Linked DNA regions of Mus musculus: all the other regions are linked to region 3. A link is a loop called in an ENCODE intact Hi-C map of the cell type or tissue named here. Cell type or tissue: gastrocnemius. All regions are shown on one strand. Each heading gives the region's core, and the rest is flanking DNA. Links, peaks and the distances in the headings are about the cores only. Region 1 has its middle 45 kb from the start of Gm41020. Region 2 has its middle 38 kb from the start of Gm41019. Region 3 overlaps Thbs4 (thrombospondin 4).

What was found. Peaks named below come from ENCODE experiments on the same cell type or tissue, not always from the same donor. Only the 100,000 strongest peaks of a DNase experiment are listed, where the experiment ranks them.
Region 1: it touches region 3 in a loop (8-fold over the local background); 27 of 42 quality-filtered maps call a loop at or near these places.
Region 2: it touches region 3 in a loop (4-fold over the local background); 7 of 42 quality-filtered maps call a loop at or near these places.

Annotation. Positions count from the first base shown.
Region 1 is chr13:93,239,679-93,246,861 of GRCm38, forward strand. No RefSeq gene overlaps it. Among named protein-coding and RNA genes, the nearest start is that of Gm41020, 45 kb to the left of the region's middle. In gastrocnemius, for the core only: no CTCF peak of the experiment used is centred there; a DNase peak (open chromatin) is centred at 3,691; H3K27ac peaks cover 1,272 bases.
Region 2 is chr13:92,963,831-92,971,013 of GRCm38, forward strand. No RefSeq gene overlaps it. Among named protein-coding and RNA genes, the nearest start is that of Gm41019, 38 kb to the right of the region's middle. In gastrocnemius, for the core only: no CTCF peak of the experiment used is centred there; a DNase peak (open chromatin) is centred at 3,417; H3K27ac peaks cover 1,625 bases.
Region 3 is chr13:92,748,342-92,755,524 of GRCm38, forward strand. Thbs4 (thrombospondin 4) reads right to left here. Exons shown (of 22, transcript NM_011582.3): 18 at 7,028-7,076; 19 at 6,748-6,944; 20 at 5,927-6,099; 21 at 4,013-4,152; 22 at 3,245-3,471. The coding sequence ends at 3,410. Among named protein-coding and RNA genes, the nearest start is that of Thbs4, 43 kb to the right of the region's middle. In gastrocnemius, for the core only: a CTCF peak has its summit at 2,838 (motif pointing right); DNase peaks (open chromatin) are centred at 2,857 and 3,576; H3K4me3 peaks cover 1,455 bases; H3K27ac peaks cover 2,756 bases.

The sequences.
Region 1 (7,183 bases), core at 776-5,775, 490 kb after region 3:
GCTTAAGATTTCCACACAAACTCCTCTTGCATCTGTTTCTGGTTCTCTGTGTCCTCTCCCACATCTTATCTCCCCTCCCCCACCCCGTTTCTCTCTTCTGCCCCACTCTCTGAGTTGCTCTCTGCTCTTTTTCACCTTTCACTTAATCTGATTACCTTCTGCCTTCTTTTTTTCCTGGCTTGTTATCTTTTAAACCAATTATTGTTTTTTTTTAAAGCCTCTGTGGCTACTGACCTTCCCCGCCCCCCCCCGCCCCGCCTCCCCGCCCCCCCCCTCCCGCCTAAGCTGGGGAGAGAGAGAGAGAGAGAGAGAGAGAGAGAGAGAGAGAGAGAGAGAGAGAGAGAGAGAGAGAGAATCGCTTCCTTTACCTCGCCTGAGCCAAAATTACACCTGGTATCAAGGTGTTCGGGTGCAATGTGCAACCTAGATATAAAGTCCCAGGTACTCAGAGTCTTTTAGCTAATAACGGCAACGTCGGCAGAGCAAGTCCCAGCGTTTGAGCTGACGCCTGAGCCTGCTGAAATTCTCAGGTTGCCATGTTGAGTAAACCGCTTGTAACTCTGTAACTCAGAGACTTGGGAGGTCTCCGCAGATGAGATGCTGCCGAGCAGTTTGCTAGAACTTGCATTACAAGACCAGAAACCTCAAAGGGAATTCGCCCTGTGGCCATCTGAAAGTAACACCGTGTGGAAAAAATCAAACTGGTTGACCTACAAGTCTGCCCTGCTAGTTAAATCTGAGAGTAATGGGTCTGCTTTGGAAACTCAAACCTACCTAATGAAGGATGTTTCTCCTTGGAGTGAATGTTCAAACCACACCTGGTATAAAACACCCTTCTAAAGCTGAGACAGGGGGCTGGAGAGATGGCTCAGCGGTTAAGAGCATTGAGTGCTCTTCCAAAGGTCCTGAGTTCAATTTCTAGCAACCACATGGTGGCTCACAACCATCTGTAATGGGATCTGATGCCCTCTTTTGGTGGGTCTGAAGACAGGCTACAGTGTACTCATGTAAATAAAATAAACAAATCTTAGAGAGAGAGAGAGAGAGAGAGAGAGAGAGAGAGAGAGAGAGAGAGAGAGAGAGAGAGAGCTGAGGCAGATTCCTGGAAGTAGTTTCACGTAAATCACGAGGCTCGCCGTTCTCCCTTCCCTCCAAACAAGCAGGCAGTGAAGAAAACGAGTGTTGAAGACCAGAGCTGGTGGGTAGGTGGTGAGTAGGTTTAGAGCCGGGCCGAGCATCTGATATCATTTCCTGAGAGAATTCCTGACAAGATGCAGTAAGTTGCTAACCCGGGAGGGGTGGGAGAACTGTTGTTATGAGCACTTAAGGACCAAAGTATTGTTTCTGGCAATAAGAGCAGCATTTCAAATCTGCAATCTTATGTCTTTCACATCTCTTGGGGGAACAAACAGTTCTTCATTTTATGAGGAAGTCTTTTTAACAAAACAAAACAAAGCAAAAACAAAAAACAACAAAAACAAAAACAAAACAAAAGTCTCCTAAAACCCAAAAGTATTTAGACCCCTGCCAAGGCCCCTTACTCCCTTCAACAGTACCCCAGCATGATGTCTTGTGTCATTTCAATGCATGTATTATTCCAGTAATACAGTGTGCAATCTCTGCTTAACGAATGCCAGCGTTATACTTTGGAGATGAGCAAGTGAATCATCCAATTGGTTTAGGAAAAGAATTGCTAGCTTCTAATTGGAAGAGAAAGGAGGAGGAAGGAAGGACTGAGGTAGGAGGGAAGGAGGGAGGAGAGAGCTCAGCTGGGGGGGAGACGAGGCTGTATGGGAGCTCTCCTGGGGCCTGAATCTTAGCAGAGCTTTTCATTCTCTCCTATAATTCCAGGAATGAAATAGACATGGCAGTTATAAAGAAGTTTTGCAAATTTGCACTCCAAAAAGGACCACGGCCAAAGCTTTTCTGGCTAACCGCATGTAACTGGTTCAATAAATGAGTTTGACTCCATCAGGGGTGAAGGAAAGCGACTCTGCTCTTTCTAGTTGCTTTGCTTTCAGACCCTTAACGGGTCCTTCTCTGCTCTGATATAAACTCTCTGGAAAAGCCCCCAGCTCTGCTGCCTCTGCTCAGATATCTGCCAGCCCAGTACCATTGACAATCAAAAGGTTACACTCTCGTTTGATTCAAAGATGGTCCCCAAGCCTCGCTCCCCTGCCATCTGTCCTCAGAACTGAATTAAGCTTGCAAGCCTAAACATGGGAAATATTGAAGGGGGGTGGTGGCACAAGAGGACGCTCCTCTTTCCAGCTCCACTACCTTCTAAATTTTTGCCTGCCATTCGTAGCTTTCTTGTAGTCCAATGGGAGTGTGTGTGGCATTAAAACAAGAACATAAAATTAAAAATTTAAAAGTCTCTACGATGCATCTTAAGAATTATAAAGTAATACTGTCAGTATCTTCAACGTTTCTTTTATGCTTGATGCCCCTTTCCTTCTTTTCTGGGTAACTAAGACATTAAAACTTGTTTAATCATTCCTTACTTCTAATTTTTAAAATTATTTATGTGTACCACTATGCATTTGTTACCCCGTTCTGCCTGGCTTGCAGTGTATGTATGTGGGATTATGTGTAACTTGTTCACGGTGTTAGTTCTTCAACCGTTGATACACTAAAGTATAATTCATTCAGCTTTGCTACTCCATAGTATTTAGCACTGTGAGTAGACCACGTTTAGGTACCCGCTCAACTGATGGTGAACACTTAAACTGTTCAGTTGTCTCTTTATGAACAACACTGCTATAAAACAATTCTATGCATGGGTCTTGCTGTGTGTATGGACAAGTCCTAGAGTAAAAACCTAAGTGGGGAGATTTAGTAAATCAAGATAGATTTTTCAGTTAGAAGGAATAAGTAGGAGAGCTGTTCTACATGATGGTAGCTACAGTTCATAATAAATTGTATATTTGAAGATTAGTGAGATTTCTAAATGTTCCAGCTACAAAAAAAATTTAATTGATGAGACATTGCATATTCCACATCTCCTAGACCATCCTTTCTACAGTGAGTCAAAGTAAACTGTTCAACATCAATACACACAGGGTTTGCTTATCTACCATAGATAGACAAATAGTAACAGTGATCGAAAGGAGCTCCTGAAGCAAAGAGACAGAAGCTACAGTGCCCTCAGAGTGTGCATTCGATGGTGACAATGATGGTTTCCTTGCTGAAACTGATTCAGTGGGAAGAGCACACGCTATTTTGGGCTCTAGAATGTTACTTATTATCTATTATTCCAGGAAGGCATTCAAGAAACTTCCCCCAGGTTTCTTGGCTTCTATGGGCTGGAAGGATAGATATTTATCAAAGATGGCAGACGTTTGCCAAGGGATGCTGTTGAAGAGGAACTGAATTGGTGCTAGACAAGAGAAACCAAATGACATCAAGGATATCTCTGTTTACAGTGCGGTATTGTGTGTGTGTGTGTGTGTGTGTGTGTGTATACTGAGCCCAGAGCTCCTATATTCTACCACTGAGCTGTACGTTCAGTGCCTGCTCTGTCCCTATTTATGGATAGCCATGTGATACCAGACAAACTAGGTTTCTTTCTGAGTTTCAGTTTCATGTTCAAAAGTGTGGGTTTGATGACCTTTGGGTCATTTGAGCTCTGACAACAGTCTGATTCAGTGACTTCAGAAGCACTCCTGGAAACAACAGTTTTGCATGCCCCCTTGTGGTGGCCTCTAGCACTGCAATTAGAGAAGCAAGCTTTAGAATGGTGGTTACTGACTCAAAAATTTCCCTGAGCTATAAATACATTTAACAATTAAAATTAAACAATATAAAAACCAAAGATATTTTGAAGTTATAGTTGTTCTTAAAAATACGTTTAAACTAAAAGTTTCTGTTTCACATAAGTATGTTTTGAATAATTGTGTTTTTTAGTAATACAGTTATTATTTTGCATTAACTTTTTTGTAAATACTTTTTTTGTGTGATACTGGGGATCAAACTGGTGTTTTGTACTATGTGGCGCATTTCCTTGCATATTCTTGGCAGAGCTCTACCACTGCAATACACCCTTTACTCTCCTTTTCTAAGGCAAATTTATTGTTAATAAAATATAAAACCATATAAGTACATACTGGTACATGAAACCATACACGTTGTATGCATTATGGGGAACTCTGTGATGTTTCAATATATGTATATATTGTAAAATGTTTAGCTCAACTTAAACATGACTCCTCAAATATTTACAATTTTATAGTAAAACACTCAGAAATCATTTCTTATACCTTTTTGAAGTATGCAGCAATATTTTCTTTCTACAGTAACCCTACTACAACAGCACACCAGTACTTCTTACTCTAGTTATACCTTGGTACCTACTGACCGAGTTTCATCATCTCCCTTCTCCCCTCTCATCTCTAGCAATCACCATTCCATTCTTGTCAGTCTGTGAGGTATGTGGGTGTATGTGTGGTGTGAGTGTGGTATGTGTGTGTGGTATGTGATGTGTGATGTGTGATGTGTGTGGTATATGTGTGTATGGTATGTGTGTGTGTGGTGTATGTATGGTATGTGTGTGATGTGTGTGTGTGTATGTATGGTGTGTATGTGATGTGTGTTGTGTGTGTAGTGTGTGTGTGTATGGTATGTGTGTGTGTGGTCTGTATATGGTATGTGTGTGATGTGTGTGTGTGTAGTGTGTGATGTGTGTGTGTATGGTGTGTGTGTAGTGTGTGATGTGTGTGTGTATTTTGTGTGTGTGTATGGTGTGTGTGTGTGTGGTATGTGTGTATGGTGTGTGGGGGGAAGAGGGGTGTAGATGGCTAAGGTCAACATCAGATGTTATTGCTTTCTTTAGTTGCTCTCTACCTCTTTTTTTTTTTTTTTTTTTTTTTTTTTTTTTTTTTTTTGAGACAAGGTTTCTCAGTAAGGGGAAGCAGTTAAGATGGCCAGCCATTCAGCTTCAGGGACTCACCTGTCTCAGTCCACCCAAGGCTCAGATTACAGGGGCATGCCACCAACCCCACCTTTCACTGCTTTCACCAGGGTTCTGGGAATCAAGCTCAGGTTCTCAACTTCCAAGTCGGGCTCTTGGTAGACTGAACTATTTCCCCAGCCTGTGGTCAACCTTTTTTATTCACATATAGGTAAAATGATGTAATGTAGTATTAGTCTTTGTGTGCTTGCTGTATTTCACTGCACATAATGATCTCTAACCTCATTGACGATGACAAGATTCGATCTTTTCTTCAGAGACTAGTCCACAGAACCACATTTTCTATATCATCAGCTGACAAACACTTTGGTTGTTTCCATTTCCTGGCCATTGTGATGACCGTACAGTAAAAAAGACTACACAGATGTGTCCTTAGTGTATTGAGTCACGTCTGTCAGATGCGTGTCCAGCTAGAGCATTGCTCGAGCATTTGCTATGTCTTATTTAGTTGTGTGTGTGTGTGTGTGTGTGTGTGTGTGTGTGTGTGTGTGTGTGTGTGTACTCTCCTGCATATACGTATATGTACCATATGTGGACCTGGTGCTTACAGAGGCTAGAAGAAGGTGGAATGAGAGTTATGTATGATAGTGGGCTGTCTTGTGGGTGCTGGGAACAGAACCCAGGTCCTCTGGAAAAACAGTAAGTGCTCTTAACTGCTGGGCTACCTCTCCAGACCCCTATGTATTTCTTTTATTTGTAATTTTTTGAGGAACTTTTATAGTTTTCCCACAGTGGCGATATTAACACACAGGTTTACCAGAAGTGGAATGGTTCTTTTTTCACATCCTTCCTGGAACTTGTTATTTTTTATCTTTTTGATAATAGCTATTCTTACTAGTGGTAACATCTCATTATGGCTTAAAGTGGTGTCTCCCCAGGTACTAGTGATGGTGAGTTCTTTTCCATATACATACTCATCAAATATATGTGCTCCCCCGAGAGATCACTACTAAGTCTATTGTCTGTCATTTAATGGGTTGTTTTGTGGGTATTCACTATTTATTTTTGCCATTACCTTTATATTCTGAACACCAACCCCATCCAGAATATAAAGAACGCAGCCGGAGGCATTTCTGTCTACCGTGTTGTCTCTGATTATCTCTTGTGTTGTGAGATTTGGGTTGGTGGGCTTCACTTTATACTTTTGCTTTTGTTTCGTAGTAGCTTTGGGAGTCTTGTCCCTCTGCAGTGTTCTGAAGTGGTTCTGCTTTGTTTACCTTGGGTAGTTTCATTGTTTCAAGTTTTGGCTTTGAACTGATAATCCATCTTGAGTTAACTTTGTAGCACCTGTGAGACAGAACACTTCCTTTCATTCTGTGCACCCGTATCCAATTTCCCCAGTACCATTTATTCAAAAGCACTCTAATTGGTTTTTGTTTGTTTTGTTTTGCTTTGTTTTGCTTTGTTTAGTTTAGGTAGACTACCACTGTGTGGCTACAGTGGCCTCAAGTTCAGTTTTGCTTTCCAAGTGCAATAGTATGGAGGTGGGTTGCTTCATCTCAGTACATCTAAGGGGAAGATATTCAGGACGCCTGACTCTATGATGTTAAAAGAACAATGCATCTCCTTTCTTCTAAGTTAATTCCACTAATAATTACACAGGTGGAGAAAAGGGTAGAGCATCTCTGAGGATTAAACACAGAGGCTCACACAGTGCCCAGCCTATGGCAGACTTTCAGTGATTTAAACAAATGTGGATCTGAATTTAAAAAAAAATGACAGCAACACTTTTAAAGTTGAAATCTGGCTTTTCTGGTGGGCTCAGGGAAAAGAATATTTATCTTGTAAAAATATGTTGGAGACCAGCTGACCCACTTTAAGACTGAATTTCTCTATCTTCAAAGAGGGAGTAAAAAATCTTATATCTGTTGAAATGTTGGGGCAGAGTAAAGATTAGGGAGTTGTACATTCTGGTGCACACCGTGTTCCTTACAAGACTTGTTACAGCTCAGCATCAATAGAAGCTGGCTATAGGGGGTCACACAATATGCTATAGTTGTTCCCTGGCTTAGAACGAATTCTGGTTTAATAACCCCATTCATTGCAGGCTAAAATGCATTCATTTCATTTTTTTTTCTTTTATGTATCGGTTGATGTATAAAGACATAAGATGTTCCTATCAGTGGGTATCATGCTATATCTCAATGCATGAATTACATTCTGTAACATTTAAACACATCTGGGTTAAACACATCTATTACTGTTTGAAGCACA
Region 2 (7,183 bases), core at 1,096-6,095, 220 kb after region 3:
AGGAACCAGTGACCATACCAACCAGTGAAGATGGGCACATGAATCTGATATGGTCTCTGTCCTAGAGAAGTTTGTATATTAGTTGTGTACACAAGTACATATGTACTTGTAGAGAAGTAGACATGGGATGTGCTTTGTAAAGAGGAAGCAGCAATCAGCCTTGCTCTGAGAGGAGGGTCTATTTGAACTGGGTTTGACGAGAAAGTGGCAATATACCAATGAAGGAAGGGTGGGAAACACAACAAGATACCACCATCCTGCAGAGAAAGGAGACTCTATGTTCCCAGCACCCTAAGGAATGCAATGTGGCTTTGATGACTTCTATTAGAGAGCTACGGAGAACTTTCCGGTAGGAACACGGTGACTTGTTCTTCATAATCCTAATGACCAGTACAGCTAATATCAGTGACTCCTAGGGCCCTTGTTAATTTTTACCTCAGACTCTTTGGGGGTGGTGGGTTCCATTCAAAGACTCCAGGCTGTGTAAAGATCTACTTCCTTTTAGTGGTCAAAAATACTTCCTCAAATACTCCCCTGTAGGGTCGTTTGTTCCTCTCGCTGTAACTGTAGTGCTCTGGCACGCCTACATAACCTCCAGGAACCACACAGATAAAGAATGGATCTGAAAGACACTGTGGAAATCCTGACAGAGCAGCCACACCCACCGAACAGCCCAACCCAACCTCATTTACCTTCACCAAACACCCACAGGTTCCTCATTGCTTCCTTGTTACTCCTGTTCTCTCTAATGGCCTCCCTGGGTGTCAATGTTATTCTTTTATTTGTTTTTAAAAAATAAAACCAGAAAAGCAATTTATGTGTGTGCAGTGAGAGCTCTGCTTGCCAAGTGGCAGCCAGAGCTGGGATGTTCTCCCTGGGCAGCCACGAGGGACCTGAATCTAGACTACTGGTTAGAAGGATCTAGAAGCTCACTGCCATCAGTTACAGAGAACCCAGTGTTGGTTTCCATACAAGCATGCCAGATTATTGGGCTGGTCCAGCCTGGAGTCTACCTAGGCTTCTAGTCAGGAGTTGGCCCTACCAACATGAGACAGTAGAATCTTCTTCTGCCTTCTTATTGCCACCATAAGGGTAAAAATTTATTAGGGGGAGGAAAACAAAATCTTGTAGGTAAAATAAAATAAAATAAAATAAAATAAATGATTCTACTAACAATTCCTTATTCCTGAAACACTCTGCTTTCTATCAAAAATGGTCTGGAATTTTTAAAGGAAGGGCATTGAAGGTTTGACATTTCTTCCTCCTGAGGAGGAGGGGAATGTGCTGGTCTGCCCTGAGTCCCTGCCCCTTCCTTCATCTTCATCTTTCTTTGTCAGCTAATTCTTTCAGCATCCCTGAGCGATGTCATCCAGGCCTGTAGCACACAGGAGAACAGAGCAGGCTGGCTCCAAGGGAAGGGGAACATGGGAAACGACTGGGCAGAAGCATCCTAGAACATGCAGCAATAGAAAGTGGGTCAAATGGTTGCTGAGATACCTTATTTCATAGGTGGCCACCAGAGGAGCATGTTCCCAAGGAAAAGGCTGCCTTTGCATCCTAGTCACACTCAGTGGCCAGGAGCTGCCCACAGGAAGCATGACCCTAGTACAGAGGCAGTAATGGATCATGGAGCACAATAGCTGGACCATTTGTCAATTAAGTTCCTTGTTCACAGTACTTGTCAGTACTTGGTCCCTGAAAGAGAAGTTTCAATAGACCTTCATTGAAGGAAAATGAATGAATGAATGACTAATCACTGGTACTAGTGGGACAGCTGAAATGGCATGGCAATCTCAAGTGTCAAGAAATAAACCTTTGAAATAGATCGTTCTAGAAATAAGCTTTACTTTCAAGTCTAGCTAGACTTTCAGAGTGAGCTTTTAAGACCCTCAGAGGGAAGTGTTTCAAGTCAGGGCAATGTCCCTGAGTCAGAGTGGCTAGAAGTTGACTATCATGAGAGACGTGGGCACAGAGGGAGCCTGAGGAAGCTTATGTTCTAGCTGTGGGCACATGCCACCCATGCATGCTATTGGCTATTTCTCCAAGTCTACCCAATTGTGAACTGTCTCACCATCGTCCATGGGTGACGGAAGGAGAGGGGAGGACTAGTCTAACAGTGGTAATTGTCTTACTGTGCTTTAGAAAGTACAGAGGTCCAGAGAAGACAGTTAGTGAGAGCTATCTAACGAGTAGGGAGGGGATCTAAACCATGGGATCTCATCCACATAACTTCTCGTCAAGAGTGCAGTGGACACTGGACAGCCATACTCTGAAATGACCAGTTAGTTCCAGCTAATATTCTTCACTGGGGAAAATGTAGGCAGCTTTGTAGTTTGAAGCACAGTGTCCCAACAGAATCTGTCGATCCACTCAGGATGCTTAGAACCATGGCCCTCAAGATGTCTAAAATGCCTGAGCCAAGTTGGCCAAGACCTTAGGAAACATTACATGCAGCTGAGAACAATGTGTGTTGGCAGAGCCTGTTGTGTTCTTTGTGTACAGCTCAGTTCAGTCTCAGAGAACCATTGACAAGCTGGGGCCTCTGTCTGGAGACAACAGAAGTATCAAAAACACCTAGGGACGAGTGTGTAATCCTGAATCCCTGAAGTTTCATCCAGTCACATTGGACTGAGTACCAGTATCAAAGGACCTGGGTTCAAAGCCAGACTCACCAAGTCAGTTCATGCATGTCCTTGAGCTGTTGGCTGAGCTATAAGCTTTTCATCTGTAACATGATCTTGGGAAGCTTTCTCCCTACCTGTTATGAAGATTTCAGGTATCACGTTCCAAAGAGCCCAGTATCAGGTACACGGGTATTCAGCTGATAACATCTATTATTACAATTACTACTGTTAAAGTAGCATTGTTATTGTTAGCAGACAATGTAAATTAGACTTGACTTTGACATTTACTGTTTTGTGTTAGCCAGATTATTTAGCCCCTCTGGACCTCATTTTTCTTATACTGAAATTGGAGAAAATATTACTTAATCTGGCATGGTATTACACGAATCAGAGGTAATCTCAGAAAGCGCCTAATGATGAGCCTGGATCAAAGTGGTCCTCAGTAAAGGCCATCTATGATTAAAGCAAGCAAGAACAATTATTGATGTTGGTTCCTATAAATCAATTTTGTCTAAGCATCACAAGCCCTTTGAATTATTCTTTGGGGGATAAAGTCTCTTTGAAATCTGGTTGCTTTATTCCTGAGGACCCTGTGGGTTGTGGAGGCTGAGGCTGGCTGGAGCCTCCTTCACACTCCCCTTCCTTGGGATCCCCCTCTCTCTCTGCACTTTCCAGGGAGACATTTCCCAGCCAGCCTCAGGTCCCCTGAGGAGAGCTGGAGCAACAGGCCACTGTTCTTTAAGCTGCTGCTGAATTTTCAGACCATGAGACTCTGGTCTCTTCACTCTGGGCTGGCCCATCCCCAAGAAGAAAGCATGCCAGGAGGTGGAGGAGGTTATAAAACCATTTTGTATCCATCCTGTTTTTAATTGATTTCACAGCAGGGGAAGAAAAATCGGAATCTTTCCCTTGTAACCTTTCCATGAGGGAGGCCTTCACTGGTCAGGAAACCCAGCTGGGGAGAGCTGGGCTCCAAATATGTGCTCTCAGTTTTCTTCCCCAGTCTGTAAACCCCTCTGTGAGAGTCATGATGCATGCCAATGGTTTTCAAGGGTTCTCTGGGGAACTGCTTTGCACACTAGCTCTTGGCAGAGGAAGCCTTGCCTCTGTCCCCACCTGAGCCAGTCTGGTCTCCATCTAATGACTGATTATGCCACGGGTCTGCCAGGGCACCCAGTGCCTTAGATCTGGATTCTGTTCCTTTTTGGCTCAAGCCCACAATGACTGCCCTGTAGGAACCCAAAGTCTCTGAAGAGTTTTGTGGATTTCTGGGTGGGGGCAGAGATAATTACCTTTGGTCTCAAATTTTCTACATTTTGGTACAGGAACTTGGCCCACAATATGGTGTGTGGAGTCTTTAGTGTGGAGTAAGAGGTTGGAAAGAGATGCCATGTGACTCACCACAGAGAAAACAATGGAAACATGCATGCTTGATTCTGTTCTTAAAAGATGGTTCCATCATCCAGCCTCGAGTGAGGGAATGGATGGGTTCTCTGCATTTACTAACTACATGCTAATATTAACATTACCTCTAGAAAAAGAGTTGAGTTATGGGGACCCCGGGCACACACACTGTGACTGTGTATCACCCAATCCTCTTGAATTTTGCACTATTTTACATATATAATTATATTACACATATGTCCAATATATTACCATATCCTCTTTAATTCATCTAAATTGTCTTCTCGAACCCTCTTTCTGCTTAGCCAATCCTTTAAGGGCTAATTTCAAAAAGTCCTAGCTACTTGGGAGGTTGAAAGACTAAGTACCTTTCTCATCTGAGCCCAGAGGTTTAGACTAACATGGGCAACACAACACATATTCTGTCTAGAAGAAGGAGGAGGAGGAGGAGGAGCAGGAGGAGGAGGAGGAGGAGGAGGAGAGGAAGAAGAAGAAGAAGAAGAAGAAGAAGAAGAAGAAGAAGAAGAAGAAGAAGAAGAAGAAGAAGAAGAAGAAGAAGAAGAAGAGGAGGAGGAGGAGGAAGAGGAGGAGGAGGAGGAGGAGGAGGAGGAGGAGGAGGAAGCTATTATTGTTGTTTTGTCTTCTTTTTCCTAATTACTCAAGCCTCTATAGTCCCCTTTGTCCTATGTGACAGAATTTCCCGTCAGTTTTGCTCAGTTGGAACCACTCACAAAGTATCTCCCTATAGCTGTTTGCTGAAAGTAGCATTTGTCACTTCCTCATGGGTGAAAACTCACAGCACGTTGCCCAAAGAGAAAATGAGAAATAAGGTCACATGGGACAAGTCTAGGAAAAGGTACAGCTAACACAGAATGTCCTTTAGAACTGAGTCAAGCCCTTCCTTCATTCTTGCTGCTCCATGACCAGTGGGAATTCCAGCTGTGAGAACTGCTTATCAATGAGCCCATTACTGTCTCGCCTCTTCTCTGTTGGTAAAAGCGCTTGGGTCTCTTCCTGGAGATGCATGTCGGACCATTAAAAATGATAGGAACACGTAACTCTGTGGACCACTGTGAGCTAGGTGCCTGAGACCAAGACTTGGAACAGCTCATTTTCTTCACTTAAAGCACACTAAGGAAAAGGAAACAAAAACCATGAAGTATATATTCTTGTCCGGACTTTGGTCTGAAGACATTTGAGGAAAAGAAATAGGGGGAAATCTTCAAGGAGATACAGTGTTGGCACAGAAGGAAAGGGTGAGATCCCTGAGAACAAAAGACCCTCATTAAGAAGTCAGCTTCCAGGAGATTCCAGGATACTCCTCCCCTCTCTTTTTGACAACGAAACCCTGTTCTGCCACTGAGGTACCCCACCATATGCCTTGGAAGAGACTGGGAGGCCTCAGTTCCAGAAGACGCTCTGAAACAGTAGTTCTTAGCCTTCCTAATGCTGTGACCCTTTAATATGGTTCCTCATGTTGTGGTGACCCCAACCATAAAATTATTTTTGTGGTTATTTCATTACTGTAATTTTGCTACTGTTACAAATCATACTATAAATGTCTGTATGTTCTTATCCATTTTCTGATGGTCTTAGGTTACCCCTGTGAAAGAATTGTTCAACCCCCACAAGGATCAAATGTAGGAAGTCCATCCCTAAGGGACAAAGATTGTACTTCTTCTATAGACACTCCTCTGTCACCAGCTCCTCAATCTGGGAGCTCTGCCTTCCAACTAAAACCTGATGTCTGTGTCCCCAGACTAAAATGAAGGTTCCATACTTTGCTGTTCAAGCTCCCACCTGTCTGGATTGGTGGGACAACTGGTCTACCACTCTTTCTCCATCACTCCCAAGAGTCTGCAGGGAATAGCCCAAGTGGGCACTTGTGTTTTTCCATTGCACTCCAGTAGGATGTGGTTTGCCCATCTACACAGTTGCTAAATGGGGAAGTCATTGGAAGCCTAACTCCTCTGCTGAGGCTAGGTGGTAGTGCTTTCTGAATGTTCTAGAAGAATATTTACTGTTGCCTAGGGCTTGAAGATTCTCAAAGTCCAACTTCTCTGGCTGCTCCTACCTCAGTAGAAACCTTTAGTATAGGTCAGACATCACAGACCCTTACGGTTTGAGTAGAACATTATCCACTCCCCACCCCTGACCTCCAAACCCACAAAAGTTCATGTATTAAAAGCTTGGCTTCCAGCTGGTGGCCACCATACTCTAACCACAACGCCTGATCCCTGTGTCTGCACCTTCTGAGTACAGGGATTGCAGGTGTGAGCCACTGTCCTTAGTTTGCTTTTCTCCCTCTTGTTTTTGAGGTTTGAGCCAAGGTCTCATTACCAACTCAAGCAGCTCCAGATCTCAAAATCCTCCTGTCTTAGCCCTTGGCTTCCTGTGTAGTGGGCTTAGAAGCATGTTACCAAGCCTAAAATTTGTAAAAGTAGAGGATAAAATCAAAAGAAGCTCTGAGAAAAGGTCATATGATGATGGAAGATGGATCAGAGAGATATTACACAGCCAGCTTTGAGAAGGCAACAGGCCAAAGAATCTGAGTAGCCTTAGAAATGGAAAAAAAAATCTTTAGCATACTTTAACTATAACCTTGTGAGATGCACATTAAACTTCTGACCAATCCGACAAGTTCCTGGTACTTTGCTGCAGTAGCAAACAGTAACTAATACTCAAGATACCAATGGTCTAGGAGTAAGTCTTTGCTTGAGAGTCTCTTCTTGAGTGACTCTGTCTCTGCCACTTCACATCTCACACCACAACTGCCACACTCCGGTGTGACATGTCACCATTTTATTCTAAGAACAAGAACAAGTTGTATTATTTTGGTGTAACCATGTTGTTTATCCTGGTGACTTACTAGTACACACTATTCTCTGTCCCAAAATGAAAGTGCCCATCTCCAGAAACCTAAATGACAGCTCTCTTTGCCAAGAACTCCAACTACAGCCCTAGCTCCCTTGGCTAAAATAACACAAACTTGGTGTCCTTTCATTATGGCACCTCTCAGTCATGGATGCTTCCCCATTTCATCTTCTCTGTATTCCAGCCACCACTACGAAGGAGCATACCAGGACCACTAACACCAAGGAGCAGACCAGGCCCCCAACTTGCTCCACTAACACCTATCCCACCTTCATTCCAGG
Region 3 (7,183 bases), core at 605-5,604:
ATTTGGGTGGGGAGTAGACGAATTCCATAGAGGTGGTGGTGGATGTGTCAGCGACCTAGAACAACTGACTTTCATACACCCCAAAATAGGCCCATGGGGGATCATACACCCAAAATAGGCCCATGGGGGAAGTTTAGGATTTGGGGAAATAAATGCAAGATTATTCGGGTTCAAACAGACTCAAGGCCCTAGGTGGTCTATTCCATTCAAAGTATGGGGCTAGGTGTGGCCATGGTCACTTCAGGAGGGATCTGTGGGTCTATATCCCCTATGGTCCCCCTATCCCTGCCTGCTCCTGTGTTAACCAACATTCCTTTATTGTTATGGCATTTATGAGGATCTGTTTGCAAAGAGGAAAGGGTTATTTTGGTTGTAGTTTCAAATGACCTTAGGATAAGCATTCTACTGCCACCTGAAAAAGAACTTAGGCTCAAGAGAAAAGCATTAGTCTATACATGAGGTGTTCATCATTATGAGAGTAGGACAGACAGGCAGAGGAGATGGGGCAACCAATGGCTAGAGGCTGATGCAACTGTGGGCTGTGCTACGTGGGGCATCAGGTGACTAAGGTGACCACTAATTGACCTTTGCTTCACGACAATGACATCTCCGTGACATTAACCTGACAGGATTGTCTGTCCACCATGCATTGGATGACACACATAAGGGAAGGTAAAAAGAATGAAATCTATTCTAGAAAAAGCCAGTGTTGCTAGGACCCCACATGTGGCTCCAAACGGAACCTCTCCTCCTCTCAGTTCATGGTACCAGCCACTTGGCTCCCAAGATGCCTTACTTCAGGGTCAGGTATTTTAAACTCTGTTTACTTGTTTACTTATTTACACTAATTAGCTGCTTCCTTCCCTGTTAGCTTTCTAATCTGGACCATAAAATGATGCTCGATGGAATTTAAATAATAGTGACTACCTCCTGTGCCTCTGACATCATCCTTAACTCTGGAGCCCACCTGAATAGTGAAGAAACAGACACTCACTTCTGTTTGTGAAACACAGGCTGGTGCCCTGGGTGGGGAAGGAAGGGTCTCCTATCCTGATCAGGCAGGGGCAGAATGCCTATGACTCCTTTTCTTTGCCTCCTCCTGTACCCTGGGTGATACTCTCCCCTATATCCTCTGTGATTTCACCCAGGCATGGGCTTTCCTCACAGCGATGTCTCCTCCACCCTAAGCATTGGAAGCAATCAGGACAGGACAAACATTGGAATGACTTCACATAGTGAGTGATTGTGTCTGCTTCAACTCCGGGACCATTCATATCAAGTTGGATTTACAGGATCTCTTAGAGAAAGAGCTAGAACTGACCGGAAAACCTCCTCCCTGTCTGTTAGCCTTCACAGTGTTATGCAGGCTTCTCAAGAGAGAAAAGATGTCCATGGTCTTCCCTAGTAGTGGCCCCAACATGCAAAATGTTTGTACTGGTGCAACAGGATATGAAGGTTATGGGGGGCAAAGATCTGCTTTCTAATTGGATGATGGGAGGCCCGCCGCACAGGAGGGAATTCACGTCCGGTATTGTAAACCTGGTCAAGAGCTTGGGAGATGACAGGATCTAGAGGAAACCTATTGTTGTTTCAATACGTTGACATGTTGACAATCTGCCTTCTAAGCATTTATAGACTGGCACTGTTGTCAACCCTGACCAGGGATGCTCCAGCTGAAGTGGAAGCAGAGGAGCCTCAACCCTTCAAAGCCCCGAGATTGACTGTCCGAGTGTTCAGCTCTCAGTGAGACACCTATATCAATCCCACCAAGGCAGAGGGAACATCACACAAGAGGGGACAGGAAGAAGGTGAGATCTGAAGGATGCTGCAAAGATTAAACCTAGACTCCCTAGATCTGATCAGACAACACGCCTGCCTAGTGGATGACAGTATTTTGTGTACATGCTTTGATAGGCTTCAGTGATAAGAAGTATTTCTCCAGAAGAAGATCTGGAACCTTCCTCACAGTGCCTGGTAAAACACCGAGAGGCCCAGAGCGAGAGCATCCGAATAGCTCTACAGGTACCTGTACTATAGAGTGAAGAATGAGAGTGGTAGAGCTCAGAAGCTACCTTGGTGTTAGCTGTAAAAGAGGGGTGCTTGAAAGGTAACCATTTCCTGTCATTGAGTCCCCCTCCCTGCCCAGGGATTTCGGAATTTAGGAAGGGCTGTAGATGTGTTTCACCCAGAGATTGAGAAGAGTCATTGGCAGCCATGTGAACTCTGAATACTATAGCCATGGTAAAAGTGGGAGGAATGTTTATAATTTATGATACTCTAGGGAATTATGGGAATGAAAAATACATTGCTGAGCTGTGGTTGAGGCTCAGCTGGTTTAGTATGCCTAGAATTCAATACCTAGCAGGACACGAAACCAGGTATGATGCATACCTTTAAACCTAGTATGAAGAAGTCGGGGCAGGAGGACCAGAAGCTCACGGTGATCTTTGGTCACACAGAGAGTTTGGGACCAGTCTGGTTTATATGAGAACCCATCTAAAACCATAAAATAATAATAAAATAAATTGCCAAACTTCTTTAGAATTAAATCTCAAGGGGATTTATAAAATTTCTGGGTATCTTGATTGACTACTGGAAAGTATCGGCTAGTACACAGCTGCAGAAAGCTTCTGCCCTGTACACATGGTGACTGGCTCTACTGTCATTGTCACCAGACCCTACATCCCACTGTTTTTGTTACCTCAAAGGCAGCCACTCTCCCTTCACTGCCCAGCGAATGCTTACTGGCTGTTTGCTTCCTGCCTGGTACTGTGGGATCTGAATACAGTGACAGACATAGAATGACAAGATCTGTTTTCTTCCATTTGACTCACAGGACGCTAGGGGGAGCCAAATCCGTAAGTGTCTGTGGAAGGAGGTGACAGAAAGGCTGAGGGAAGGGTGTCAGAAGAACAAGGCAAGCTTAGTTCAGGTTTCTCAGGATGTCACCTCCTCCCGAAGCCTGGGGTGGGGGTGGGGGGCTTCCCTGGAGACTACATTCCAAGAATGAGGAGTCTGTGTGAACAGAAAGCAGGCTTTAGCATGGCACTAAATAGGGTCACCCCAGAAATGACCTTTGGTTTGGCTGTCCGGTTCATACCCGTGCTCCGTGGCACACAGTACATACTCAAGGGGGTGGGGGTGGGGGAATAAAACCAATCTGGTAAGTTTATCAAGGATTCCTCAGAAAACAACACACATCACCAAAGCCTGAGCTTCCATTAGAAACGACTGAGCACCATGGTTATTAGAAATAGTCTCTTCTTTATTTCCACATTCATATAAAAAGTTTTGACGTATTTGGGCTGGTAAAAGAAAAGCCATGATAATATAAAGAGAATTATAGGAAGTTTTAAAAAAGATGTTGCTTTTGGTGTTTGAGAAGGCAGTTGTGGGATTGCTTCTTGGCTCAATTATCCAAGCGGTCGAAACTCTGGGTCTGGAACTCCTGGAAGTCCTCTGGTATGGTGTCTGCAACAAGAATCGGGGTGGTAGTTAGTTAATGAGGATCCTTCCAGGCTGGAATCATGGCCACCACATGCCGCCCAGGCCTCCTGTAGGGGGCGCTGTCAGCTCGCCTGAGACTCCCACAGGCTCGCAGCCATTTTCTACTTCAGGTTGCTTTGTTGCAAATCCTTGGCTTAAAGCCCAGCAGGGCTTATTCATAGGCCTAGGGAAAATTAGCAGGCAGAGTGCCTTTTTAGTCTGTGATTATGTTTGAGTCTAATGAAAAAGAAAGGCTGCCTGTAAATTAAACTGACGGAATTTCTCACCGAACCCCTAACTCTAAAACATGCAGTTAAATTCTATGGGTTTCAATTTTCAGATTTGGGAAGCAGGAAAGCCTGGCTCTGCCTTCCTCTTATGTTATGCAGGGTACATCACCATCACGCACGTGGTGGTGAGGCTTTGGGGCGGGGGGGGGGGGCGGGGTGGGAGGATGCATGTTATAGAAATAAGATTTCTTGGTTGCTCCCCTGTGCTGTTGAGGGGCACTCAGCATGAAGGTTACCGTTGCAGCGGTACTTGAGGTTGGACCAGATGATGTTTTCTTGAGAGAAGCAGAACACACCAAGTCGGCCTCCACGCATGGTGGTGTCTATGGTGACCCCAGAGTCAGCCACCAACTCCGAGCCTTCATAAAAGCGCACCCTGCAGAGAGCACAGGTGTCCACGGTGAGGAACATGGTGCCACTTCCGACTCTTGTACTTACCTCTTTATTCAGACATGTTGTTTTCCACTAACTCTAGTTGGTCCCTCCCCAGTGAGGTTAGAAGTTCCCCAGGACAGGAACCAAGAGTCCACGGCTCCCTAACTTGGTTTTTAACAGGCCCAGCATGGTGTCAGGTGCATAGTTCCTGGATCGGTACTTGCTGGTGAATTAAAACAAAATAGCTTGACATCACGGACAAGTGGTTTTGTGGCTTCACTGTCTTGTGAGTTATTTTCTCTGGATACTGTACCTAGAAGCCCTGCGCTTTCTTCTTTGGTCTAGCTGATTTCACTGGTGGACTCTCAGAGCCTTGATCAGTAGCTTTAGGCAGTTGTGGGGGCAATTTCAGTTGTCATAGTAGCACTGAGGGACAGAAGCCCCTGGATGCCAGCCTTCAATACCCCGGAGTGAGTTAGCCAAAGCTTGCCCTGTGCTCTGTACCCTTGTGGAGTGTCATGGGGAAGGTGAGCTGCGCCTCGCCTCGGAGAGGCAATGGCGTTTTACCCTGAGCATCATTTTCTTTTTTTTTTTTAAGATTTATTTATTATTATATATGAGTACACTGTAGCTGTCTTCAGACACACCAGAAGAGGGCATCAGATCTCATTGCAGATGGTTGTGAGCCACCATGTGGTTGCTGGGATTTGAACTCGGGACCTTTGGAAGAGCAGTCAGTGCTCTTACCCACTGAGCCATCTCTCCAGCCCGAGCATCATTTTCTTCTGCATTGATTTTAAGTTAAACTCCCCAATTAATTCCCCAGGGTAAACCAAGAAGTGCCTGAGCATGCCGTTCTGTTCGAAAATTAAGAGTTGGCTCCTGTATGGGTATTGTCAACACCACTGTAATACTTAATTCTCAGACACACTACTCTGTGTTTAAATGCCACCTTCATGTGAGTCTAGGAATGGTTCCAAGGAGCTATTTCCTTTGGTTGTATAGCAATCAATTCTTATTTCTCTGCAGTTTTAGGGTTCAGATGGACTTTTCTAAAATTATATACTTAGAAGGATCATATTTTTATAGCTCTGATTTCATTTTTGGAACAGAAAAGGCACATTGAGCTCCATCAGGTAAGGGCCTGGCCACACCTGGTCTCCCTGTGTGGTGAACAGAGGCAGGTGACACAAGGGCACAGAGAACAGAGCATGAATCAGCTCTCACTGCCTTATTTTCACTAGATGCATCCGTCTACCTGGTACCTCCCACCCTGGCTAGGAAGCTGCAACCCACATACCCCGGAGCACACCACACACGTGCTGCAAGTCTGGGGCGTGAACCCTGACTGCATTTCAACAAGAGCAGTTGAACACACAAAACAGCAGCAACAGAAACAAAACAGTCCTATAAAGAAGCCGAGGCCATCACACCAGTCCCGGGATGAACAGTTCTCTCTTGCACAGTCCGTGCCAGGCATTGTGATGAACACTAGTGAGACCCAAACCACAGAGGCTGCCCTTGTGGGACTCATGACCCAGTAGCGAGGACAGACTGCAAGGGGGCTCTTTGGTCAGTGTGGACTAGGTTCCATGGGGCCTGGAGGAGTCTCGGGAATGTCTGGGTACCATCTCAGCATCTCGTCTCTGCTGTCCCCTTCATCAGCTCCTCCCTCACACTTCCCTAAGAGCACACCCAAAGCATGGCCCCCCCTGAAGTACCTTAGCTCTGCAGCTTGGTCCTCCCCACCCACGGCAGAAGGGCCCTCAGCCTACCTGATGTAGCCCACCTGGGGCCTATGCTGCAGGAACCAGCGGTAGGAGACCTTGTCCTTCCAGCCCACATTCCTGGAGTCCTTCCACAGCAGCCTGACCTGGTCGCTGGTGTCCCCTGTGTGCCACAGGGAGTTTCGGAGATGTTCCCCTGGGCCAGTTTTAGACTTCACAGCCTGGACAAAGACATGGGCAAAATGTTAGGTCAGGACATACATAGATCCTTTTCTGCTTCAGGTGTCTGAGGTAAACATAGAGGTGGACTCATGTTCATTGCAAGGGTATGTAGTTTCATGCTGGCACAAGCATAAACCTTCAGTGTCATTTCTACTGAGCTGGCCCCAGCCCCGGGGAATTTAGCAGTGGATGGCACTATGCTGCTCACTCTACCTTTTTCCTGATACAAATCTGTCGCTCTGCCTATTTGCCCACTGAGGGATCCCAACGGATGTCTGGCTGTGGAAGTGTGCTTCCTGCCCTAGCAGGAGTGAAAGAAGTAGCCCGTTGTTCCTGTGTAGTCCATCCCTTTGATTGAACACATTGGCTAGCTAGCTTTTAACACGGTCTGCCTCAGGTATGCCTTAAACCTTCTCCGCCTCTTTGACCCCACTCAGCCTGACATTTGCAGTATGAGTCGCATAGGTTGAAAGGTGCAGGCTCAACAGAAGGCAGGCAAGGTTGTCGCTCAAGGCTCCCCAGCCAAGTTTCTCCTTGACTGCACTCGTTTCTCAGATTAACTTAGTGACTTTTAGGGGAACTCTAAACATAAAGGAAGGTGAAGGGTCTAGAAGAAAAGAAGGCATGGGGATTCAAACTGCCATTACCTTGAGCTGAATACCAGGTTCTGCTACTGCACGGAACGGTGTAGCCTGCCAGTATGTCTGCTCCGTTTGCTTCCACATGACTACATAGAAGCTGGAGCTGTCTTGGTAACCAAAAATAAAGCCAGCATAGTCATCATCTGTCTGGGTGTTTACGTGGAAGGTCCCTTCAAAGTCAACTCCGTTAAATGCCGTGTACCCTGTGGAGAGGAAATGCAATTAGAAGAGGCTACACTAACAGCTGACTGAATTCTACACACACAGCCAGAGGCCCAGGACGTACCAACAGCTAGGCCAGGGTCACTGTTCATGGTCTGCACAATTTCCATGCCCTGTGGAGAGAGGGGAAGACGTTCAGGACTTGAGGGGAGCTGAGAGAACTTGGGGCAGCCCATAACCTCAGGCACCGAGGTGACTGTGTCCAGTACAGAACAAGCAT